3 separate regions of the Homo sapiens genome follow, and all the other regions are linked to region 2. A link is a loop called in an ENCODE intact Hi-C map of the cell type or tissue named here. Cell type or tissue: HCT116. All regions are shown on one strand. Region 1 overlaps HECW1 (HECT, C2 and WW domain containing E3 ubiquitin protein ligase 1). Region 2 overlaps MRPL32 (mitochondrial ribosomal protein L32). Region 3 overlaps COA1 (cytochrome c oxidase assembly factor 1).

Evidence for each region. Peaks named below come from ENCODE experiments on the same cell type or tissue, not always from the same donor. Only the 100,000 strongest peaks of a DNase experiment are listed, where the experiment ranks them.
Region 1: it touches region 2 in a loop (4-fold over the local background); 3 of 110 quality-filtered maps call a loop at or near these places.
Region 3: a loop joins it to region 2, with 8 times the contacts of the local background. A loop is called at or near these places in 8 of 110 quality-filtered maps.

Annotation. Positions count from the first base shown.
Region 1 is chr7:43,349,196-43,357,195 of GRCh38, forward strand. All of the region lies in intron 5 of HECW1 (HECT, C2 and WW domain containing E3 ubiquitin protein ligase 1), which reads left to right. Among named protein-coding and RNA genes, the nearest start is that of LUARIS, 170 kb to the right of the region's middle. In HCT116, a CTCF peak has its summit at 4,897 (motif pointing left); a DNase peak (open chromatin) is centred at 4,846.
Region 2 is chr7:42,936,953-42,944,952 of GRCh38, forward strand. MRPL32 (mitochondrial ribosomal protein L32) reads left to right here. Exons shown (of 3, transcript NM_031903.3): 3 at 370-905. The coding sequence ends at 624. Among named protein-coding and RNA genes, the nearest start is that of MRPL32, 8.6 kb to the left of the region's middle. In HCT116, CTCF peaks have their summits at 4,486 (motif pointing right) and 4,508 (motif pointing right); a DNase peak (open chromatin) is centred at 4,469.
Region 3 is chr7:43,695,623-43,703,622 of GRCh38, forward strand. The region is part of intron 1 of COA1 (cytochrome c oxidase assembly factor 1); the gene reads right to left. Among named protein-coding and RNA genes, the nearest start is that of COA1, 30 kb to the right of the region's middle. In HCT116, a CTCF peak has its summit at 4,534 (motif pointing left); a DNase peak (open chromatin) is centred at 4,519.

The DNA of each region.
Region 1 (8,000 bases), 410 kb after region 2:
GGCTAATTTTGTATTTTTAGTAGAGACGGGGTTTCTCCATGTTGATTAGGCCGGTCTCAAACTCCTGACCTCAAGTCATCTGCCTGCCTCGGCCTCCCAAAGTGCTGGGATTACAAGTGTGAGCCACTGCACCCGGCCTGTTGGATGAAATGTTCTATGTCTATCTGTTAAGTGCATTTGTTCCAAGGTATAGTTTAAGTCCATTGTTTCTTTGTTGACTTCCTGTCTTAATGACCTGTCTAGTGCTGTCAGTGAAGTATTGAAGTTCCCCCACTACTATTATGTTGCTGTCTATATCATTTCTTAGGTCTATTAGTAATTGTTTTATAAATTTGGGAGCTCCAGTGTTAGGTGCATGTATGTTTAGGATTGTGATATTTTCCTTTGGACAAGGTCTTTTACCCTTACATACTGTCCCTCTTTGTCTCTTTTAAACACTGGTGCTTTAAAGTTTGTTTTGTCTTATATAATAATAGCTACCCCTGCTCACTTTTGGTGTCCATTTGCATGAAATGCCTTTTTTCACCCCTTTACTTTATGTGAGTCCTTATGTGTTAGTTGAGTCTCCTGAAGGCAGCAGATAGTTGGTTGGTGAGTTATCCATTCTGCGGTTCTGTATCTTTTAAGTGGGGAATTTAGGCCATTTACATTCAATGTAAGTATCGAAATATGAGGTACCATTGCTTTCATCATGTTCTTTGTTGCCTGTGTACTTTGTTTTTGTTTTTATGCTTTTTAAATTGTATTTTTGTTTTATAGGTCCTGTGTGATTTATGCTTTAAAGAGGTTCTGTTTTGACGTGTTTTCAGGATTTGTTTCAAGATTTAGAGCTCCTTTTAGCAGTTCTTGTAGTGGTGGTTTGGTAATGGCAAATTCTCTCAGCATTTGTTTGTCTGAAAGAGACTATATCTTTCCTTCATATATGATGCTTAGTTTCGCTAGATACAAAATTCTTGGCTGATAATTGTTTTGTTTGAGGAGGCTGAAGATAGAGCCCCAATCCCTTCTAGCTTGTAGGGTTTCTGCTGAGAAATCTGCTGTCAATCTGATACGTTTTCCTTTATAGTTTACCTGGTGCTTCTATCTCACAGACCTTAAGATTCTTTCCTTCATCTTAACTTTAGATAACCTGATGACAGTGTGCCTAGGGGAAGATCTTTTTGTGGTTAATTTCCCAGGTGTTCTTTGTGCTTCTTGTATTTGGCTGTCTAGGTCTCTTGCAAGGCCAGGGAAGTTTTCCTCAATTATTCCCCCAAATGTTTTCCAGGCTTTTAGAATTCTATTCTTCCTCAGGAATATCGTTTATATTTAGGTTTGGTCATTTAACATAATCCCAGACTCCTTGGAGGCTTTGTTCATGTTTTCTTACTCTTTTTCCTTTGTCTTTGTTAGATTGGGTTAATTCAAAGACCTTGTCTTCAAGCTCTGAATTTCTTTCTTCTACTTGTTCAGTTCTATTGCTGTGACTTTCCAGAGCATTTCACATTTCTAAAAGTGTGTCCAAAGTTTCCTGAATTGTTTATTGTTTTTTTCTTTAAGCTATCTATTTCCATGACTATTTCTCCCTTTACTTCTTGTATCATTTTTTGGATTTCCTTGCATTGGGCTTCGCCCTTCTGTGGTCCCTCCCTGATTAGCATAATAACTAACCTCCTGAATTCTTTTTCAGGTAAATCAGGGATTTCTTCTTGGTTTGGATCCATTGCTGGTGCACTAGTGTGATTTTTGGGAGGCATTGACAAGACTTGTTTTATCATATTACCAGGGTTGGTGTTTTCTGGTTCCTTTTCATTTGGGTAGGCTCTATCAGAGGGAAGGTCTAGGGCTGAAGGCTGTTGTTCAGATTCTTTTGCCTCTGGGGTGTTCCCTTGAATTAGTACTGTCCCCTTTTCCTACGGTGTGGCTTCCTGTGAGCCAAACTGCAGTGATTGTTGTCTTTCTTCTGGGTCTAGCCACCCAGCGAGTCTACCTGCCTCCAGGCTGTTACTGGGGGTTATCTGCACAGAGTCCTGTGATGTGAACCATCTATAGGTCTCTCAGCCATGAATACCAGTGCCTGTTCTGGTGGAGGTGGCAGAGGGTGCAATGGACTCCATAGGGGTCCTTGGCTTTGGTTGTTCAATGCTCTATTTTTGTACTGGTTGGCCTCCTACCAGGAGGTGGCACTTTCCAGAGAGTTTCGGCTGTAGTAGTATGCAGAGGGACCAGTGGTGGGCGATGCCTTAGAACTCTCAAGATTATATGCCCTTTATCTTCCACTACCAGGGTGGGTAGGGAAGGACCACCAGGTGGGGGCAGGGCTAGACGTGTCTGAGCTCAGACTTTTAGGGCAGGTCTTGCTGTGGCTGCTGTGGGGGATGGGGGTGAGATTCCCAGGAGTGACATCTACTTGTTATGGAACATATGCCTGTATCTGATGACTCTGATATCTGGAAATTCTATGTATCTGCCTTTTCTTTGTCAGCTGTTTTTTTTCTTTCTTCTTTTTTTTTTTTTTTTTTTACATTGCCTTGTCTTTGCATGTGCTTGGTCAATTTTAATTAAGAACAGTACAATGTAAATGAAAACTTGTAGAAATCAGATGAGGCTTAGAATGATGCTACTTTCCTCCTGAGGGGTTTTACATTTTCTTCTGACCAATGTCTAGCAATCCAGAATAACCTCAATTGAATTTCAAGGCTTGAGATGATTCAGAGGGCTAAGGCTGGTGTATTTCTCAACAGTATATCCGTTTATTATTCAGAGTCCCACCTTGAATCGTAAGGGAATTACCAGAGCTTTCCTTTTTGACAGGCTTTAGATTTTTAAGTTTTATCCCCTTAACCCGGCAAACCTGTCAAATATTCTTTTCAGCTTCTCAGCCTCTCAGATGCTTCTTTTAGAATCAACACACTTACCCCTAGAGAAACAACCCCAAATCCTGGGCTTATCTCTGAGTTTTCATGTTCTGTATCTTGACCTCATTATTTTATTTTCCACTGCCTTGCTAGGTCTCTGATGCCTTCAGGCTAGGGTTTCTAGATCTAGGGGAAAAAACTTTCAGGACATCTAATTAAATTTGAATTTAAAATAAACAATGAATAATATTTTTATTGTATGTGTATTCCATGCAATAATCGAAACTTGCTTATACTAAAAATTCATTCTTTGTTTATCTGAAATTCAATTTTAACTGGGTGTCCTGTATTTGATTTGGTAACCCTACTTTTGGCAGAATTATTTCTACATTTTAACAGCTTTTCTAGATGTTCTCTGAATTACCTAGTACATTATTACTGAAAGTGGAAGTTTACTTCTGTTAGCTGGTCAGCAAACTTGAGTTATTAAAAACTTTTGAGAGACAAATCACCAAGAAAGGAGTTAATGTTTGCTTAAATCCTAGGTCTGCCATGAACCATATGTGTGACCTTATGTAAGTGGCCTTAATTTTGACCTCATTTTCCTTAGATGTAAAATAAGAATGACAGGTGACATTTACTGAGGTCTGATTATATGCCAAGCATTGTGCTAAACACATTTTTTTAAGAAGGCTAATAATGATTGGCTATACATCATAGGATTCTTGTGAGGATCAAATTAGAAAATATTATTAATGCCCTGGTACATAGTAAGTGCTAATTAACTGTTAAGACAAATTTAAGTCATTGCTTTTAAACTTAATTGAACATTTTACTTACTCAGGTCTCCTATCATCATTGCATACTGATGTCTCCAGTGCTACAGCTGGCCTACTAATCCCTTAACAGTGTAGGAAGGTGGGGGGGCAGGGAAGCAATTTTCTCCTTTCTTTAAGTGGTAATAAACTGAAGTGAAACAATCTGTACTCTCTGAATACATGCCCTTAAATAAAGATTATAGTTGCAATCTGTGTATAAATATACATATTTATAGTGGTAGAAACTTCAGTTTTGCTCTACTTCGTGAAGGACATGGTCACCCCGGCCCAAACTTGAAAATATAAATATATATATATTATTGATGCATGTGTTTTAATATTTATGGATGGCTTTCATTTGTAGCCCACCCCTAAATAAGAAGAAACGTTAATGATTTAATATCCCTTTTCAGCTAGAATGGGAAATCATTTTAAATTACAGGGATATTTAGGTTAAATAAAAGGAAGATCAATTTATAATCAAGTTGCTAAACACTGGAACATAGTATTAAAATACTCGTTTAAGAAAAAGGAAAACAACCTTTGCCAACAACTTCTCAGAAGAGTACCATGACGTCCATTTCCAAAAGGGTAGTATAGAGGCAAGATGGCTTCACTTCCCCCCACAGAAAATTTAAAACAATTGTATGGCACCAAGATGATCACCAGCAATATCCCAGAACTCAAATATGAGGGTAAGACAGCTCTCAGGGCCACAAAGCAGTGAAAAAAACTCTGAGCAGATGGTAAGAGAATCAGACTTCCATATCCACAATGCCCCTCCCTCCCCTCAATCTACCTGGCACCAAGTGCATGGAAAATTTTTCCCCAACTCATGATTTATACACTGGAAAAAGTGAAATGGAGGTAGACAACCAGCTTCCACATCATTTTGGGTTCCCTGGGAGGAGACTTGTCCCTGCCTCAACCCACGAGAAGCATTGGGAGTGCCTGAAGAGAGAACTATCCCTGAGAGCAACCATAGACAAAGCAAGGAAGAAAGACCACCACCCCTGGAAACTCTGAGATATAGCTCAGCCAAAGGAGACACTAAATCAGAGTGAGTGTTCAGCAGCACCATGCCGTGGAAAGCTTGTTCCATAGATCCCCTTGGCATGAGCCCTTAGCCAGTTTTTCCATAGTCCTGGGATAAACCTTTTGGGACCTCCTCCATTCAGGATGGGCAGCAATCTGATTGTTTACTAGAAGTGAGGCAAACCTGGGTTTAATGTGCCATCTAGTGTCAAAAAGGAGGCAATTATTTATAGTAGGGGAAAAAAAAGAAAGATATCAACAGGTAAATTACAAAGAATCTCTACACAAACATATCCAATAATAAAAAAAAAAAAAGGCCAGACAGAGAAGACTGAAATAAATAACTAATCCTTCAATGCAAAGACATAGCTGTATATCTACAAGAAAAACAGCAAACAGAAAACCATGACCTCCTCAAGTGGGCAAAGAAAGGAACTAGTGATTGACCCCAATGAGACAGCAATACGTGTACTCTCTAACAACTGAAAAATAGCAGTTTTAAACAAACTCAGCGATCTCCAAGATAAGACAGAAAAAGCAATTCAGAAATTTATCAAGGAAATTTAACAAAGAGATTGAAATAATTTTAAAAATAAAACAAATCTTGGAACTGAGAAATATATTTGCTGAAGTGAAAAATTTATTACACGTTCTCAACAGCAGACTGAATCAAACAGAGAAAAGAATCAGTGAGCTCAAAGAGAGGCTATTTGAAAATACGCAGAGGAGAAAAAAGAAAAAACAATAAAAAGGAACAAAGATCACCTACAAGACATAGAAAATTACCTCAGAAGACCAAATCTAAGAATTATTGGTGTTCAAAAGGAATTGAGCAACAGCAAGGAGAAAATTTATTCAAAGAAATAATAACAGAACACTTCCCAAAACTTGAGAAAGAGGTATATATCCATCCAGATACAGAAAGATCAGAGAACACCAAACAGATTCAACTCAAATAAGGCTATCCCACAGCATATAATAATCAAACTTTCAAAGGTCAAGGACAAAGATGGCATCTTAAAAGCAGCAAGAGAATAAAAGCAAAGAACATATAAAGGAACTCCAGTTCATCAGGCAGCAGACTTCTTAATGGAAACCATAGAGACCAAGAGGGAGTGAGATGACATGTTCCAAGTGCTGAAAGGAAAAAAAAAAAAACTGCCTCCCAGGAATTCCGTATCCAGCAAAGTTATCCTTCAAATACAGAAAAGAGATAAATTATTTCCCAGAGAAACAAAGGCTAAAAGAATTCACTACCACCAGACCCATCATACAAGAAATGCTTAAGAGAGTTATTTAATCTGAAAAACAAAAACAAAAAACACTAGTGAGTAAAAAGGAAACGTTTGAAGATATAAAATCCACTAGTAAAATTAAGTACGCAGACAAACCCAGGATACTCTAATACTGTAATTGTGGTGTGCAATCTATTCATATCTCTAGTAGGAAGCCCAAAAGATAAATTGATCAAAAACAGTAATACCTTTAGCAACCTGTTAAGAGATAAGTAATATAAAAATATGTAAATTGAGACAATGTAAAATCCAAATGTTGGGAGGATGGAGTTAAATTATAGAGGCTTTTTTTTAAATTTGTTCTTTGTTTCTATTCTTTGTGATCTAAGATAAGTTGTCATCTCCTTAAAATAACTTGTTACATCTATAAGATTTTTTTGTAAGCCTCATGGCAACCAAAATGCAAAACCTATAATAGATTCACTAAAAATAAAAAGCAAAAAAACATACTACCAGAGAAAATAACTTAACCACAAAGGAAGATAGGAAATATGGAAAAAAGGAAGAGAGCAGTTAAAAACCAACCAGAGGCCAGGCACAGTAGCTCATGCCTGAAACCCAGCACTTTGGGAGGCTGAGGCAGGCAGATCATGAGGTCAAGAGATCGAGACCATCCTGGCCAACATGGTGAAACCCTGTCTCTACTAAAAATACAAAAATTAGCTGGGTGTGGTGGCGCACACCTGTAGTCCCAGCTACTCAGGAGGCTGAGGCAGGAGAATCACTTGAACACAGGAGGCGGAGGTTGCAGTGAGCCAAGATTGCGCCACTGCATTCTAGCCTGGCAACAGAGCAAGACTCCGTTAAAAAAATAAATAAAATGAAATAAAAAACAGAAAACAAGCAACAAAATGGCAGTAATCAGTCCTTACTTATCAATAATAATAACAAATATAAATATGCTCAATTCTCTAATTAAAAGGGATAGAGTGGCTGAGTTAATAAAGAAACAAGACCCAACTATATGCTGCCTATAAGAAACCCACTTCAGCTATAAAGACACATATAGACTGAAAGTATTGAGGTGGAAAAAGATATTCCATGCAACTAGAAACCATAAAGGGCAAGAGTACCTATGCTTACATCAGATAAAATAGACTACAAATCAAAGACTGTAAAAAGAGATAAAGAAGGTCACTATACAATGATAAAGGGGTCAATTCAGCAAGCGGCTATGAAAATCTATGCATATCTATGCACCCAACACCAGAGCTCCCAAATATGTAAAGCAAACATTAATAGATCTAAAATGAGAGATACACTACAATATGATCATAATAGGGGACTTCAATACCCCACTCTCCATAATGGCCATATCATTCCAGCAAGGAAATGTAAATAAACTACACACTGACCACATGGCCTAACTGACATCTATAGAACATTTCACTCAACTGCTGCAGAATACACATTTTTTCTATCAACACATGGAACATTCTTCAGAATAGACCATGTATTAAGCCACAAAATAAATGTCAACAAATTCAAAAAAGTAGAAATCTTATCAAGTATCTTCTCTGACCACAAAAGGAATAAAACAAAATCATTAACAAGAGAAATCTCAGAAACTACACAAACACATGGAAATTAAACTACATGCTCCTGAACAACTAATGGAGAAATTAAGAAAAAAGTTTTAAAATTTTTTGAAACAAATCAAATAGAAATACAGCATACCAAAATGTATGCGGTATAGTAAACAACTCAAGAGCAAAAAACAATCTGATTTTTAAGTAGCATCTTTTAAAAGATGTGAATAGACATTTCTTAAAAGAAGACAGACAAATGGCCAACAGATGCATGAAAAAAATGCTCAACATCAGTAATCATCAGGGAAATGCAAATCAAAACCACAATGAGTTATCATTCACCCCAATTAAAACAGGACAGGGAGCAACAAATGCTGGTGAGAACACAGAAAAAGGGGAGCCCTCATACACTGCTGGTGGGAATGTAAATTAGTACAGCCACTATGAAAAACTAACAGATTCCTCAAAAAATTAAAAATAGAACTA
Region 2 (8,000 bases):
TTATTTAAGATGCTGATTGTTTGGGTCACTTCATTATGTTGACAAATTCCTTATTTGATATTTAGTATTTGGAGTTAGGGGAAATGAGTATTTCTTTTTTCTTTTTTACATAACTACAACTGCTGTGTTTAAGTAAAGATACCAGATTCAGGTTGGCTGAATTCTAGTTCTAGTTTTTCTCTAATTCAAACTCAGTGTTGCTTGTCTTCAGTCTTCCTGTTAAAGTGAGGTGGAACTAGATGGTGTATGATGACCTCATGTAGCCTGAACATCCTAAGAAAGTTAAAATGTAAGCATTGCTCCTGTCAGTGGTTATTTGTTCGTTATATTGCCTCATGTTAAAATACGTTTTTGTTTATTGTTTTAAAGAACAACATAGACGTTTGTCCTGAATGTGGTCACCTGAAACAGAAACATGTCCTTTGTGCCTACTGCTATGAAAAGGTGTGCAAGGAGACTGCAGAAATCAGACGACAGATAGGGAAGCAAGAAGGGGGCCCTTTTAAGGCTCCCACCATAGAGACTGTGGTGCTGTACACGGGAGAGACACCGTCTGAACAAGATCAGGGCAAGAGGATCATTGAACGAGACAGAAAGCGACCATCCTGGTTCACCCAGAATTGACACCAAAGATGTTAAAAGGGTAACTTCACAGTAAATCATTTCTCCTGAAATAGAGGAAGATTCTTTATGTTGTTGTGCTTGTTTTTAAATCATCAGTATAGTTTAACACATTCTTTCTAAGCAGTTTTGTGTGGGATAATTTGAAGAATATATTATGAGTAAACTCCGAAAATTTTGTTTATCCAAAGGCTCAATGGATTATGTTTCTATTATATACAAGGTTTTAAGTAAACATAAAATTTCCAGAACAAAAATAAAAAATTTAAAATTCATAGCAAAAATTCTGTGTTTTGGCTTTGGTTTTGTTTGCCAGTGCCTTTTCTTAGACAAGAATACTTAACACAGATAACTCCATTTAAGTAACACATGGAAATAGGTTATTATTTGCATTTTTGGTATTGTTTTTTAAGATGGTAGGTGTGGCAGTAAGAATGGTTTTTGTTCTTATTTTTCTCTTAGCAAATTAAAATTGCTTTTGGAGGAAATTACTTTTATGAAACATACTAATTTACTTAGGTGATAGAAGTACTTCTTTACATTTTACATTAAATCAAAATCATATTCAGAATATATGAGATAGCCTATGTTTTGGAAGAGATTATTAGTAAAGATGTGAGCAGATTCCATAGCACACTGAAAATGTGATACGAATGTTCTTTGCATTTTTCTTTTAATATGTCCTTTTAGTTTATTTCACGTTTTATCAATTTTATCTCATTGTAACAATAGGCAATAGGCTCTTTAACTTAACTTTCTTTTTTTTTTTTTTTGAGATGGAGTTTCGCTCTTGTCGCCCAGGCTGGAGTGCAATAGCCTGATCTCAGCTTCACTGCAACCTCCGTCTCCTGGGTTCAAGAGATTCTCCTGTCTTAGTCTCCCAAGTAGCTGAGATTATAGGCGCCTGGCACCACGCCTAGCTAATATTTGTATTTTTAGTAGAGACAGGGTTTCACCATGTTGGCCAGGGTGGTCTCAAACTCCTGACCTCGGGCGATCCCACCTTCCTCAGCCTCCCAAAGTGCTGGGATTACAGGCATGAGCCAGTGTGCCTGGCCTTTAACTTAACTTTCTACAGTTAATTTCTTATTTTCTTCTACCTCTCTCATTCCTGTGTCCACCTTGAGCCCAAGGTTTGCTATTTTGTTTCTTGCCTCATTCAAAATGAAAAAAGTGAGGTAGCTATTTAAAACACATAATGATAAGCAACTTAGGGAATTATAGTTAAAGGTAACATCGGTAGACAAGATAAAGCCCAGGGAAGTATTTACAGCAAAAATACATGCTGCAGTAACCTGAACACATACTATATTAGGCAGCATATTTGACTCAACATTTTTTTTCTTTTTTTCTTTTTTTTTTTGAGACGAAGTTTCACTCTGTCGCCCAGGCTGGAGTGCAGTGGCACTACCTCGGCTCTCTGCAACCTTCACCTCCCAGGTTCAAGCAAGTCTCTTGTTCTCAGTTTCCCAAATAGCTGGGATTACAGGCACCGGCTACCATGCCCAGCTAATTTTTGTATTTTTAGTCCCGACCTCAGGTGATCTGCCCACCTTGGCCTTCCAAAGTGCCAGAATTACAGGCTGAACATTTTTTTCTTTGGAAAGAAAGAAGATTCACTTGCATGGATCAGTCTTCACAAAGTAAGACAGATAATCTAGAAGATGCATCACTATCTTGGTACTAAGGCCTGAAGTGTACTAAGGCCTGGGGCTTCATAATGAAAATTGTATAATGGCGCAATCTATGTTAACATTCCTAGAGGTAAAATCACCAATTTCATTGGGTATGGTATAGGCCAATGTTACGTTGAAGTGCAATTCAGTAAAAAATTTTTAAAACTTCCAAAGTGTTAGAATCCCAGCAAATAGCTCTTTCAAGGCTGGGCTTGATCTAAGCATTAAAAAGTTGAAATTCCAGAGGAATTGGTTATCTGCATATTATTTAGACAAACCTCTACAGATAATTATTTTTAACCCTGAGAAGTCATACAATGCTGTGTGTCAAAGATAGACTTGAGGTGGAATCAGTGGTTCATGAACACTGGGGATGAATATATTCAACTGCCTACTCAGTATCCTCAGTTGACTAATAGGTTGCAAAGTGTATCTCCAGGTAACAAATTGTCCTTTGATAGTACAGACTGAATGTATTCATGTATTGATCTGGCTGCTACAGATGTGAGAAAAAAACATTCTTATGTTGAAAGCTTAACCTCCAATGTGATGGTATTAGAAAGTGAGGCCTTTGAGTGGTAATTAGGGAATAAAGGTATACCCCTTATGAATAAGGCTGATGCTCTTATAAGAAGAGACGCAAGAGTGTTCTCTCTGCCCTCTGCCATGTGAGGCTCCAAGGAGAAGGCTGACTACAAATCAGGAAGCAGGTCTTCACCAGAACCAAATCTGCCAGCACCTTGATCTGGGACTTTCCACCTTCCAGAACTGTGAGAGATGAATCGTTGAAGAAACGCTGTTTGTTAATTTCTTAACAGGAGCTTGAGCTAAGACAGAGGCTCTATATGCAGGTAACCTAGTGAGAGTACGTGGGCAGAGTGACTGTTTTCTGTTTTCAATTCATGAATGGAGAAACTTATTATAAAATGCATCCCAAATTAGGCAATTATTAGATAGCAAAACCAGATATCTAGTCCATGTCAGAAAACCATGTCATAAAGGAGAGTACTTTCACTTTTACGAAGGGGTTGTCCCATCAAAGTTTTCTTTATAATACATTTTATCACTTCATGCCTCCAGTTTTTACTATGGCAGAAAATCATTATGAGTTGGAATTAAACCAATTATGTAACTGATTCAGGTTTTGAATTAGAAATTAATTCCCTTGTCCCTACTCATTCCCTACAACATGAAGATGTTGAGACATCTTACTAGGTTATTTTGGAAGGAGTCATTCTTGACTCTGACATCCCACCTTTTCTCCCTTTCACATCCAACCTGCGAGCAAATCCAAAAATCCCATTGATTCTACCCTCATTATATACTTAGAATCTGGCCATTTAACATGAAGATTTATGCATACATATTTTTTCTTGGGAAACCAAAAATAGTTTTGGTGCACTATGGATGACCCTAATGTAAATAAATTGTGATCTTTTAAAAATACGATTTTTTCATAATTTGTGTAGTGTGACTTTTAAGTTAAAAATTTATTATTTAAAGAGGTTCAATGAGTAGGGGCCTTTGTAACATTCATGATACGGGGATTGCCCTCCCACTCTCCTCAGATAACTGTTTTCTACACCTGCCTCCACCCTCCCATATGCAATTATGTTTCAGGGGCAGGATTTGCCCCTCAATATTTCTAAATCTGTGCTAAGGAATTCTGCTACGATTAGTGTTTTTCTGGCAAATACACAAACATAGATGCTCTGTCTTCAACTGCAATTTTTAGGGAGCAGTGTCATTCCATGGTCTAGATTAGTGAATAACATTTCCATCTTGCCTTTGAAACAGGATGGTGTCGCTTCCAGCTGCTGTCCTCTCGTTTTTTCCACAAAGGGCATCCAGAACAGCAACAGCTAAGGCAAATAGAGAGATATTCCCTGGTGCTCAGTGGAATGTCCCTGGGCTACTCTTTACCTTACTTCCAACCTTCGTGTTACCCTGCCCCTGTGTTCCTCTGCTGGCCCCGGTGACGGTCTGTGCACTCACCTCCTCCACGTTTGTGGAGTCGCTAGTAAGCATTAGGCATGCAATTTGGAGGTAGGACAGGAAGAAAGCTAGAGGGTTAACGAGTTCCAGTCTCTGGACCCTGGTGTTCAAGCTCAGAGCCAGCTTTACAGTTTCAGCCTTTAAACTCACATGAGGAACTGCTACAGTTTACTAGGCATCAGCAAGCCGCTCCACTAGGGGGCAGCAGGTGAATTGCACTGAAATTCTCAAATGAAATAATAAACCATCAGGTACAGCAATGCTGGGGACATTGTCTGTTTCTGCCAAAGCCATCAGCCTGTGGCTAGCAGACAGGATTACTGCAGGGGGAGAAAAGGCTGTCTGCAACGCTGAGTGAAAGCTAGAGGCTGCCAACAAAACTGAGCCTCCCTATCACTGTGTCCAGGGCTTCTCTCCCTCCGCCCTGGGTCAGTTTGCTCTCGCCAGTGTTCCCTCCTTGATCCTCTTCTTTTCCAACCCTACATCCTTGGGTACATGCAGCCAGCTTAATTCTAAAATCCTTTCCAAGAGCATCTTTCAGGATAAAAACTCTTTTCCAATATTCCCCAATATTACATTTCGGTAACTAAAAAGAACTACTGATTTTCTCATTGACATTCTTCTAATCAGTAGTTCTCAACCAGGGATGATCCCCTTCCCACCCCAGAGGACATTTGGCAATGCCTACAGACATTTTTGGTTGTCACGCTGGGGTAGGGGGGTGAGGGATGATGAGAGCTACTGCCTTCCAGTGGGTAGAAGCCAGGGACGATGCTCAATATTTTCCTCTATCAGACTCAATAACACTAACTTTTTTGAATAAAAAATGTGACATGAAAATATTTTAATTTTCTAGAAGTCTCAGTGAGCCATCTTATTTTCTTCCATAATTTAAATATGCAGTGATGACCCTCAGGTCTGTGTATCTAGGTCTCATTTTTCTATTAATCTCCAGACCCATGTTTCCAAATAATACGAGATTTCCATTAGAACGTCACATAAGTCTCAGTAGATCATAGCCTAACAACTTTTCCAAATCTCTCCCTGTAAATTTGCTTCTCTGATAGCCTAGCTTGGTTCGCTTATTCATTCAACAAATATGTCTAACATTTCTCCAACCATAGACTACCTCTGATTGACTAATGGACATTTCGGGGTTAGCATATTGAAAACGGAACTGCTGATCACCCCTATCCCTTACCCCACTAGCCAAACTTGTACCTCATCCAAACTTTCCCACCTTGACACAAATCAAATTGCTCCAGCAAAATCCTACTCATTCTTGATTTCTCCCTTCTCATCCCACATAAGCAACTCCTTTGACTCTACCCCCATAACATATCCTGAGTCCCAAGTGGCATTCAGTTTGGAATGACAGGAAGGGATGCCAGTGTAAGGAGAATGTGCTGGGAAGGGGCAAGAAGGGATCTAGGGAGACAGGCTAAGGGTCTCTGGAAGAAATCCAGGCTGAAGATGATGTAGCCCAAATCAGAATGGTGGCCAAGGACAGAAAGAACTAGAGGAAATAGAGATACATATTTCAGAAGTGGAATTGGTGAGGACTTGGTTGTAGAAATGCAGGAGAGGGGAAAACAGGATAATTCCCAGGTTTCTAGCTTGAGTAACAGAGAGGATGTGATTAGGGAGCCTGTGAGAGGTGAAGGCAGATTATGCAGGAAACTCAAGATACCCATTTTCGAGAAGCTACATTTGAAATACTTATTGGACATCGAAACTGAGATGGCAAGCAGGCTAATGGATATGTGAGTATGTAAATTTGGAAGCAGTCAGCAGATGGAGTGTATTTAAAGCCATTAAAATGAATGAGATTATCCACAGCAAGTACTTATGAAAGAAGAGAACCCGAAACTGAGCCCCGAGGAGAGGGGTAGCCTGTCGAGGAGGACATTAGACTGTCACGCCACAGATTCCAAGAGGGAGAGCATTTCAAGAAGAGGAAACCAGCCATCCTGTCAAATGCTGCTGGGAGGTGAAGATGAGGATAGGAAAGTACCCAATGATTGTGGCAATTGGAATTCATCTGCAAGATGACAAAAGTGATTTTATTTCAGTGTTGATGGCAGAAGACAGACTGGAGTGGGCTAAAGAGAAGATGTTTGCTGAGGTGGTAGAGGCCGTGTTCCTAGACAGTTCTTCCCAAAAGTTTTCTTCTGCTAGGGAGTAGAGAAATGAAGCAATAGCTAGAGGAAGATAGGGAATTAAGAGGCCACTGTGTGTATGAGTGTCTGTAAGTGTGTGCACTGCAAACTGAGAGATCAATATGTATTTATGCTGCTGGGAATTATCAAGTAGGAGAGGAGACTGTGGATGCAATGAAGCCAGGTTCAGGGGAGGTCTTTAATGCAGCTCCATCATGAGAGGATGGGCCTCAAGGCTTGCGCTTATTAGGAAGAAGAATGCATTCTCTATTGTTACACCTGAAAGTTGAACCAGGAGGAGGACCTAGGACAATACCCTAGAAGCCTGATTCATTTTCATGCTTTTCTGGAATATGTTGATATGGTTTGGATCTGTGTCCCCACCAAATCTCACATTGAAATGTAATCCCCATTGGTGGTGGTGGGGCCTGGTGGGAGGTGATTGGATCGGGGAACAGATTTCTCATGAATGGTTTAGCACCATCTTCTTGGTACTGTCCTCATGATAGTAAGTGAGTTCTCATGAAATTTGGTCACTTTAAAGTGTGTGGCACCTCCCTCCTCGCTCTCTTGCTCTTGCTTTAGCCATGGGATGTGCCTGCTCCTCCTTTGCCTTCCACTATGACTGGAAGCTTCCTGAGGCCTCACCAGAAGCAGATGCTGCTATGCTTCCTGTACAGCCTGCAGAACCATTAGCCAATTAAACTTCTTTTTTTATAAATTACTCAGTCTTAGGTATTTCTAGCATTGCAAGAATGGACTAATACATATGTCTAGAAGCATGAGTGTCTGAACCTGCCGTCACCACAGCCCCATCTATAATTTTGCTTTTCATGTTTTTCTGCCACTAGATGTAGACAAAATAAAAAATTCCATTCAGTCAAATATATTGATGATTTAATGGCCAGTGTCATATGTCATGTGTTTTTCCAGAGGTTTAATGGTTATTTTTCCTGATTTTATCTTGCAGAGTATGAAGGCCAGGGAAATCAAAGTATGTACTTCTAGTTAGCATAAGATGTAGTTATAGGGGGTTAAAAATAGCAATAGGTAAGACACATTCTCAAAGCTTTTGAAAAAGTTATTGCCAGTAAACTTTCTCATTCAAAAACTATTTATTAATATATGTACAGATATTTAATATTTTAAAAATAATATTTTTATTAATATATTCTTTACATTGAGCTCGAAATCATTTTTCTTCAATATGATGGGTGGCATTCACTCAACACCTATTATGTGTCAGGCATTCTGCCTATGTTAATCCTTAAAATAATATTATGGAGCAGATAGTAATAATTGCGGTCACTATTTATTAGTGTTTACTATGCATCAGGCACTGTGTCAAGAGTTTTACATAAATTACTGTTGACATAAAGGAAAAAAATCTGACGCTAAATTAATATTAGTAAAGAGATTATTTGGGCCAAGTTTGAGAACTGCAGCCCAGGAACATAAATTCAAGTTGCCCTGAATATACACTCAGACTAGCAGGAGTTACAAGCAGGTTTTGTTTGTTTGTTGTTTGTTTGAGACAGAGTCTCACTCT
Region 3 (8,000 bases), 760 kb after region 2:
CTCATTAATACTACGGCAAATACAAATTAGAGAAATATGAAAAGTCATTACATACCAATCATATGCCAAAAATTTAAGTCTGGTAAAACCAAGAGTGACCAACATCTGGAACACAGTTTTATATACCACTGCTGGGAATGTAAATTAATCCAAATACTTTACAGAACAATTTGGCAATACTAGTAAAACTGAAAATGCATATACCCTTCAGCCTAGCAATTGCAGTTCTGCATATATATCCTAGACCCCAGGGCCTACAGCAACTCCCTTACAAATACGAAAGGAAACTTGTGCAAGAATATTGTATTAGTCCATTTTCACACTGCTGATAAAGACATACCCGAGGAATGGGCAAATTTACAAAAGAAAGAGGTTTAATCGACATACAGTTCCACAGGACTGGGGAGGCCTCACAATCACGGCGGAAGACAAGGAAGAGCAAGTCACATCTCACATGGAAGCCTGCCTTGGCTTCCCAGAGTGCTGGGATTAAGGTATGAGCCACCGCACCCGGCCAGAAACTTACTTGATTAAAATTTCTTTCCAAACTTCATAAATAACAATCGCCAGTTTCTTCTAATTGAAATGAACGGTAAAGAGGCAAAGAGAAAATGAACCAGCAGGGGAAATGCCAGATGCTTATAAAACCATCAGATCTTGTGAGAATTCACACTATCACGAGAACAGTATGGGGGGAACCGCCCCCAATGATTCAATTATCTCCACCTGGCCCCGCCATTGACATATGCGGAATATTATAATTCAAGGTGAGATTTGGGTAGGGACACAGAACCAAACCATATCAGATATTCACTGCCATTGTCTATAAAAGCAAATTAACCAGAAACTTGACTATCATCAGGAAATGTATAAACTATAATAGAAGCATACAATGGAATACTACACAGCACCTAAAATGAATGACCAAACTACAAATATCAACATGACTGTAGTTCAAAATCACAAGGCTGAACTAATAAAAAGCAAACTGCAGAATGATATGTAAGGTATGATGGTGTGTGTGTAGGCTACATCCATATATAATAAAATAAAAATAAAAATGTTGATATATACATATGTGTGTGTATATATATGTATATATATAGACAGTGGTTATTTCTGAGCAGGAAGGAAGACAGAAAAAGAGAATCAGGGAAGATTACACAGGGTGCTTCAACTGTATCCATTTTGTTTTCTTTCTTTACAAAAAAGAAAAGCCTGGCTGGGCACAGTGGCTCATACCTGTAATCCCAGCACTTTGGGAAGCCAAGGCAGGCGGATCACAAGGTCAAGAGATCAAGACCATCCTGGCCAAAATGGTGAAACCCCATATCTACTAAAAATACAAAAAATTAACTCGGCATGGTGACACACGCCTGTAGTCCCAGCTACTCGGGAGGCTGAGGCAGGAGAATCGCTTGAACCCAGGAGACAGAGGCTGCAGTGAATCGAGATCATGCCACTGCACTCCAGCCTGGCGACAGAGACTCCATCTCAAAAAACAAAAAACAAAAAACAAATAAAAAAAAGAAAAGCCTGGCAAATATGTAAAAATATAAGAATCTGATATCAGTAAATGATAGGTACATGGGTATTTGTTATGTTATTCTCTAAATTCTTCTGTATGCTTAACATATTCATAATTTTAATTAAGCATATTATATCACATGGAAACTTATTTATTTTTGAGACAGAATCTCACTGTGTGGCCCAGGCTGGAGTGCAGTGGCATGATCTCGACTCACTGCAACCTCTGCCTCCCTGGTTCAAGTGATTCTCCTGTCTCAGCCTCCCGAGTAGCTGGGACTACAGGGGCATGTGTCACCATTCCCAGCTAATTTTTGTATTAGACAGGGTTTCATCATGTTGGCCAGGCTGGTCTCAAACTCCTGACCTCAAGTGATCCGCCTGCCTCGGCTTCCCAAAGTGCTGGATTAAGGTATGAGCCACCGCACCCAGCTGGAAACTTATTTGATTAAAATTTCTTTCCAAACTTCATAAATGACAATTGCCAGCTTCTTCTAATTGAAATGAATGGTAAAGCTGTCAGGGCTTTCCTGAAAATTCTGGAATTCCACAAGAAAAGATTTGGCTGCCCTCACACTCAGTATTCCATCTCAGCTTCTTTTCCTTAAAAAGTCCTTCCATGGCACATTTCTATTTAAATATTAATCATCTGTAAACATTCCCACATAAATGCACTGCCCTACGCAAGGGCTGTGAAATGGAAATGCAATCTGAAGCAGACACACCACAGCAAAAGGCACCAAGACTCATGTGAGCATCTAAAATCACCAGTTGCCACGGATGACTAATATAAAGGTAGATAGCAGCTCTTTCATTTAGGGACATGAGTTTCCGAATCACAGCAAGAGAAGGATAATCTCTTCTGCATTCTCAGACATTTTACCAAAACCAGAAAGCGCCTATGTTAGCTCAAATCAGTAGAAAAATTACCAAGATCACTTATTAATTAGATTAATACAGGATGAAAGTCCAGAAACATTAAAGCATAACCTATAGAAAAACTGACTTTGCAAAGTCAAAACACATTTATGGCATCATAGACAATATGAAAAACAAACGTTTAGCCAGTAGGTAAATCAGAAAGGTTAATTTCAGTGATAATTAATTTCAGTGGTGTCAATACAACCAACTTAAAACGCTTTTTTTTCCAGGAACTCACTGCTTGCTAACCAACTTGTTCTTACAGGCAAGTCTACCTTTTTTAAATCTCAAATGTGAAAACTGATACACAATTTACAGATGCAGAGGTATAAGACCAGCTCATTGGTATAAATGACAAACCTCTCAATGCCATGGTTTCCTTGTTGTAATTCAAGGTTTCCTCGTTATAATTCAACACAGATATTGAAAACTTGTCATCCACTAATATTTATATAATACCTTTGAGACTCATAGGACAAAAGGCAATGCAAAGCCTCCTATACATAACCATAGTAAAGGTTTAGAGTTGATGCAGTAGGCTGCCATGAGCCAACAGTGACGCCAGCCAACTAGCTCTGACAACCTTATTATGCTAATCATTTGTATAAATTGTTAGTGGCTGTGAGATGTGAATCATAAATAGCATACCATACTTACACATGATCTTTGGTTCCCAGTTTTAAAGGACACTAAGCTAAGCTAGAATATGTTTTAAAAGTCCATTATCAGTTCTCACTGATTAAATCATTTAACAATTAGATACGGCTTGAAGGTTACACCATCAAGCACACATTTTTCCACCACACAAATTATCCATCTGCATAAAGGCTGATAAATCCATTCTGAAAAGTGAACATTTGAAAATCACAAGCCCTCACTGCCACCATCTTATATTAGCATAAATATTCTTGCAATTGTCAACCAGAAAGTTTTACATTTCTCAGTACTTTATTTTAGCACTGAAGTGACATCTAGGGCTTGGGAAAACTCAGAACAGCGTGGGTTAGGAAAGCTACAATTATATCTTGACTGCCTTCACCAAATTACAGGAGTGGGAGGTAAAGACATTAATTGAGACACTCGTAAAAGAACACACCCTTAAAAATGAACCCTGCACTCCAATACACTTTTTCTGGATTAAATCCAGAAAAAAAACACATATACCCCTCAGTTAGTGAATTTTACAGAGAGCACAGCAACAAGAAGTACCTAGTTCATAACTCCTTGAGAGGAGAAATTCATGCATCTTTCTGGCTGTAACCAAGGTAGTTATTATGATTTAATTAGAAGTTCTTATTCACTTTATTAATTACAGAGTTAATTATGTCTGTTTAAAGTGAACTGTGGGATTTGCAGAGCCAACCTACTATTTGTTTTTTTTAAAAAGTGAAGATGTTTTAAGTACTAATTAGCAAAGGTATGTTTTATATTTGCTCCTAGTACAGTTTCCAGTCTTGAAAGATTAGATTTCCACTTGACTCTCTAACACAGACAGCAAAACTGTCACGCAGACATGAGAAGCAAATGTAAAACAATTGTGATAGAGAATGTTTTGTTTCAATATGTCCTACACAGAAGCTTATTTGATGGCTTCAAAGTGACACTAAGCATATTTAGAATGCTGTCAACATCCCAATACCTAATTAGCATATCATCAACAGTATCATTTCAGAACTAGAGCTATCTTAGAAGTTATGGCCAAAGGCACTTGAGAAATATGTTGAAAGAGAAATTAAGCAGGAGGTGCGGAATTCTTGAGGCATGATTAGAGTCAGTCTTACAAAAAAAGTCAGATACACAAATGCAAGGGCTTGGGATTATTTTAGGTATGATTTTGGTTTGTCCTTTGACTTTTCATCTAGTAGCTATTAAGTATACATATATCTTTATCATCGCTTTGTAAGCACTCTAAGGACAAGTGAAGACTTAACTTCAACCTCTTTAGTGTCCTCGTTAAAAAATAAAAACATGAAGTCCAAGTATTCATACGGCAAAAAAACAAAAATCAAGACTGTACCAGCAAATCCAGGATGCTCAATGGCTTTAATGGAGCTTGTCCAAATTGGCCTCTTAATATTTAGCACCATCTAGTGGCAAATCTATTTTTTAAGTTGGAGAAAAAATATGGACCACAATCATACGTATGGAAAAACCTCGATCAGTAATAATATTTCAACATCGGTACAAATTAATGCTTTTGATAGCTGTTGAATACAGATGATAGCTAACATGGGTATCCACTACCTATCTAACAGGCTCTTTAAATCTGTATATACATAAAATTTTCTATAACAAAAGAACAAAAAAAGAAAGCCTCTGAAAGTAGTCTGATTTGTCTCATAGAAAATTCTTCTAGACCCATATTCTGACTCATTCCGGCCTGAGATTTCAAATACGTTACCATCACAGAAAAAAACTGACAAAGATGCCCTAATCAGCTTTTATAAAAATGTAGGCAGATATATATATATATATATACATACACGTATATATATGTACACATATATACGTGTATATATACGTGTGTGTGTGTGTGTGTGTGTGTGTGTTAGAGTAAGGTACCTAAATAGCTACTTTAATATTCAATGCTCACACTAACCTTTCTGCATTTTCTTACAATAGTCCTATTTTAAAGAAAAAACAAACTGGCAAATGTTGTTTATAGTTTACAAGTGTAGTGAGTTAAGAAAATGAAGCCATAGCAACACTGGCCACAGCACCCAAAACAAACACCTCCCTACTAGGTGCTCTGTAAAGAAGTAGGTACATCTCAGGCTGTTACTGGAAGCACAGAAGACTTCCCTCGACTCACAGCAATGATGCCATAAACAAAGCATTTTGCCAACAGTAGTAATAAGCTTATGCTGGTAAATCCTGCCTATCTCACCTGCTTTCCCTCCTACAAAAGCAAGCAAGCTATAAACAAAACCAAAAAGTTTTTGTTAAAACTTACAGCAATATATTTTGAAGATTCTTTTTCATAACAAAGTTGAAATACCTCCTTGTCACAAAATTATCTTTTTTACTTTTTAAAATCTTTTTGAACTTTTTAGGTCTGTGGTATATGTGCAGATTTTTTACATGGGTATACTGCATGTCACTGGGGTTTGGTGAACAAATGATTTCATTTCCCAGGTAGTAAGCATAGTACCCAATAGGTAGTTTTTTCAACCCTCACCCTCCTCCCACTCTCCATCCTCAAATCCTCCATCAACAGCCCCAGTGTCTGTTGTTCCCCTTCGTGTCTTCATGCATTCACTGTTTAGCTCTCACTTATAAGTGAGAATGTGTGGTATTTGGTTTTCTATTCCTGTGTTAATTTGCTTAGGATAATGGCCTCCAGCTGCATTCATGTTGCTGTAAAGGACATGATTCTGCTCTTTTTTATGGCCACACAGTATTCCATGGTGTGTATGTACCAAATTTTATTTATCCAGTCCACCACTGATGGGCACCTGGGTGCCCATATCTTTGCTATTGTGAATAGTGCTGCAATAAATGTACAAATGTATGTGTCTTCTTGGTAGAACAATTTACATTCCTTTGGGGTTCAGTAATGAGATTGGTAGTTCTGTTTTTAGTTGAGGAATAGTCACAACTGCTTTCCATAATGGTTGAACAAATTTAACTCCCACCAGCAGTGTATATGCATTCCCTTTTCTCTGCAACCTTGCCAGCATCTGTTATTGAGTTGTTAATAGCCACTCTGACTGGTGTGAGATAGTATCTCATTGTAGTTTTCATTTGCATTTCTCTAATAATTAGTGATAGTGAGCATTTTTTCATGTTTGTTGGCCATATATATGTCTTCTTTTAAAGTGTCTGTTCATGTCCCCTGCCCACTCTTTAATGGGGTTGTTTTCTGCTTGTAAGTTTGCTTAAGTTCCTTATAGATTCTGGATATTAGATCATTGTCAGATGAATAGTTTGCAAATATTTTCTCCCACTCTGTAGGGTATCTGTTTACTCTGTTGATAGTTTCTTTCACTGTGCAGAAGCTCCTTACTTTTAGGTCTCGCTTATCTATTTTTGTTTTGTTGCAATTGCTTTGGAAAACTGTCAAGAAATCTTTGCCAAGGCCTATGTCCAGAATGTTGGACCTATGACAAAACCTACGACATAACTGTCCTAGGTATTCTTCTAAAGTTTTTATAGTTTTAGATTTTACATTTAAGTCTTTAATCCATCTTAATTTTTGTATATGATGAAAGGCAGGGGTCCAGTTTCATTGCTCTGTATATGGCGAGCCAGTTATTCCAGCACTATCTATTGAATAGGGGACTCTTTTCCCCATTGCTTACTGTTGTCAACGTTGTTGAAGATCAGATGATTGTAGGTATGCAGCTTTATTTCCAGGCTCTCTATTCTGTTCCATTGGTCTATGTGTCTGTCTTTCTACTGGTACTATGCTGTTTTGGTTACTGTAGCCTTGTAGCATAGTTTGAAGTCGGATAATATGATGCCTCCAACTTTGTTCTTTCTGCTTAGGATTGCTTTAGCCATTTTTGGGTTCAATCTTGGGGGGTTGTATGTTTCCAGAAATTTATCCATTTATTCTAGGTTTTCTAGTTTCTCTACATAGGGGTGTTCATAATAGTCTCTGAGGGTTTTTGTGTTTCTGTGGGGTTGGTGGTAACGTCACCTTTGTCGTATCTGATTGTGTTTATTTGGATTTTCTCTTTATCAAACTAGCTAGCAATCTATCAATCTTATTTATTCTTTCAAAGAACCAACTTTTGGTTTCGTTGGTCTTTTGTATGGATTTTCATGTCTCAATCAGTTCAGCTCTGATTTTGGTTATCGCTTTTCTTCTGCTAGTTTTGAGGTTGGTTTGCTCTTGTTTTTCTAGAGTTCCTCTAGGTGTGGTGTTGGGTCATTAATTTTAGATCTTTCTAAGTTCTTGATGTAGGCATTTAGCACTATAAACTTTCCTCTTAACCTTTAGTTGTGTCCCAAGGATTCTAGTATGTTGTGTCTTTGTTTTCATTAGTTTCAAATATTTTTCTGCCTTAATTTCATTCTTTACCCAAAAGTCATTCAGGAACAGGCTGTTTAATTTCCATGTAATTGTATGGTTTGGGGATCTTCTTGGTATTGAGTTCTATTTTTATTGCACTGTGGTCTGACAGTGTGGTTAGCATGATTTCGGTTTTTGTCTGTTTTAGAATTGCTTTATGGCCAAGCATGTGGTCAATATTAGCATAGGTACCATGTATAAATTAGAAGAATGTATATTCTGTTTTTGTTGGGTGAAGTATTCTGTAGATGTCTGTTAGGTCCATTTGGTCAAGTGTCAAGTTTTGGTCCCAAATATCTTTATTAGTTTTCTGCATTGATGCTCTAACACTGTCAGCAGGGTATTGAAGTCTCCCACTATTGTTGTGTGGTCATCTAAGTTTCTTTGCAGGTCTCTAAGAATTTGTTTTATGAATCTGGGTGCTCTAGTGTTGGGTGCATATATATTTAGGATCATTAAATCTTCTAGTTGAATTGAATCTTTTATCATCCACTATGTAATGCCCTTCTTTGTCCTTTTTTATTATTATTGTTGG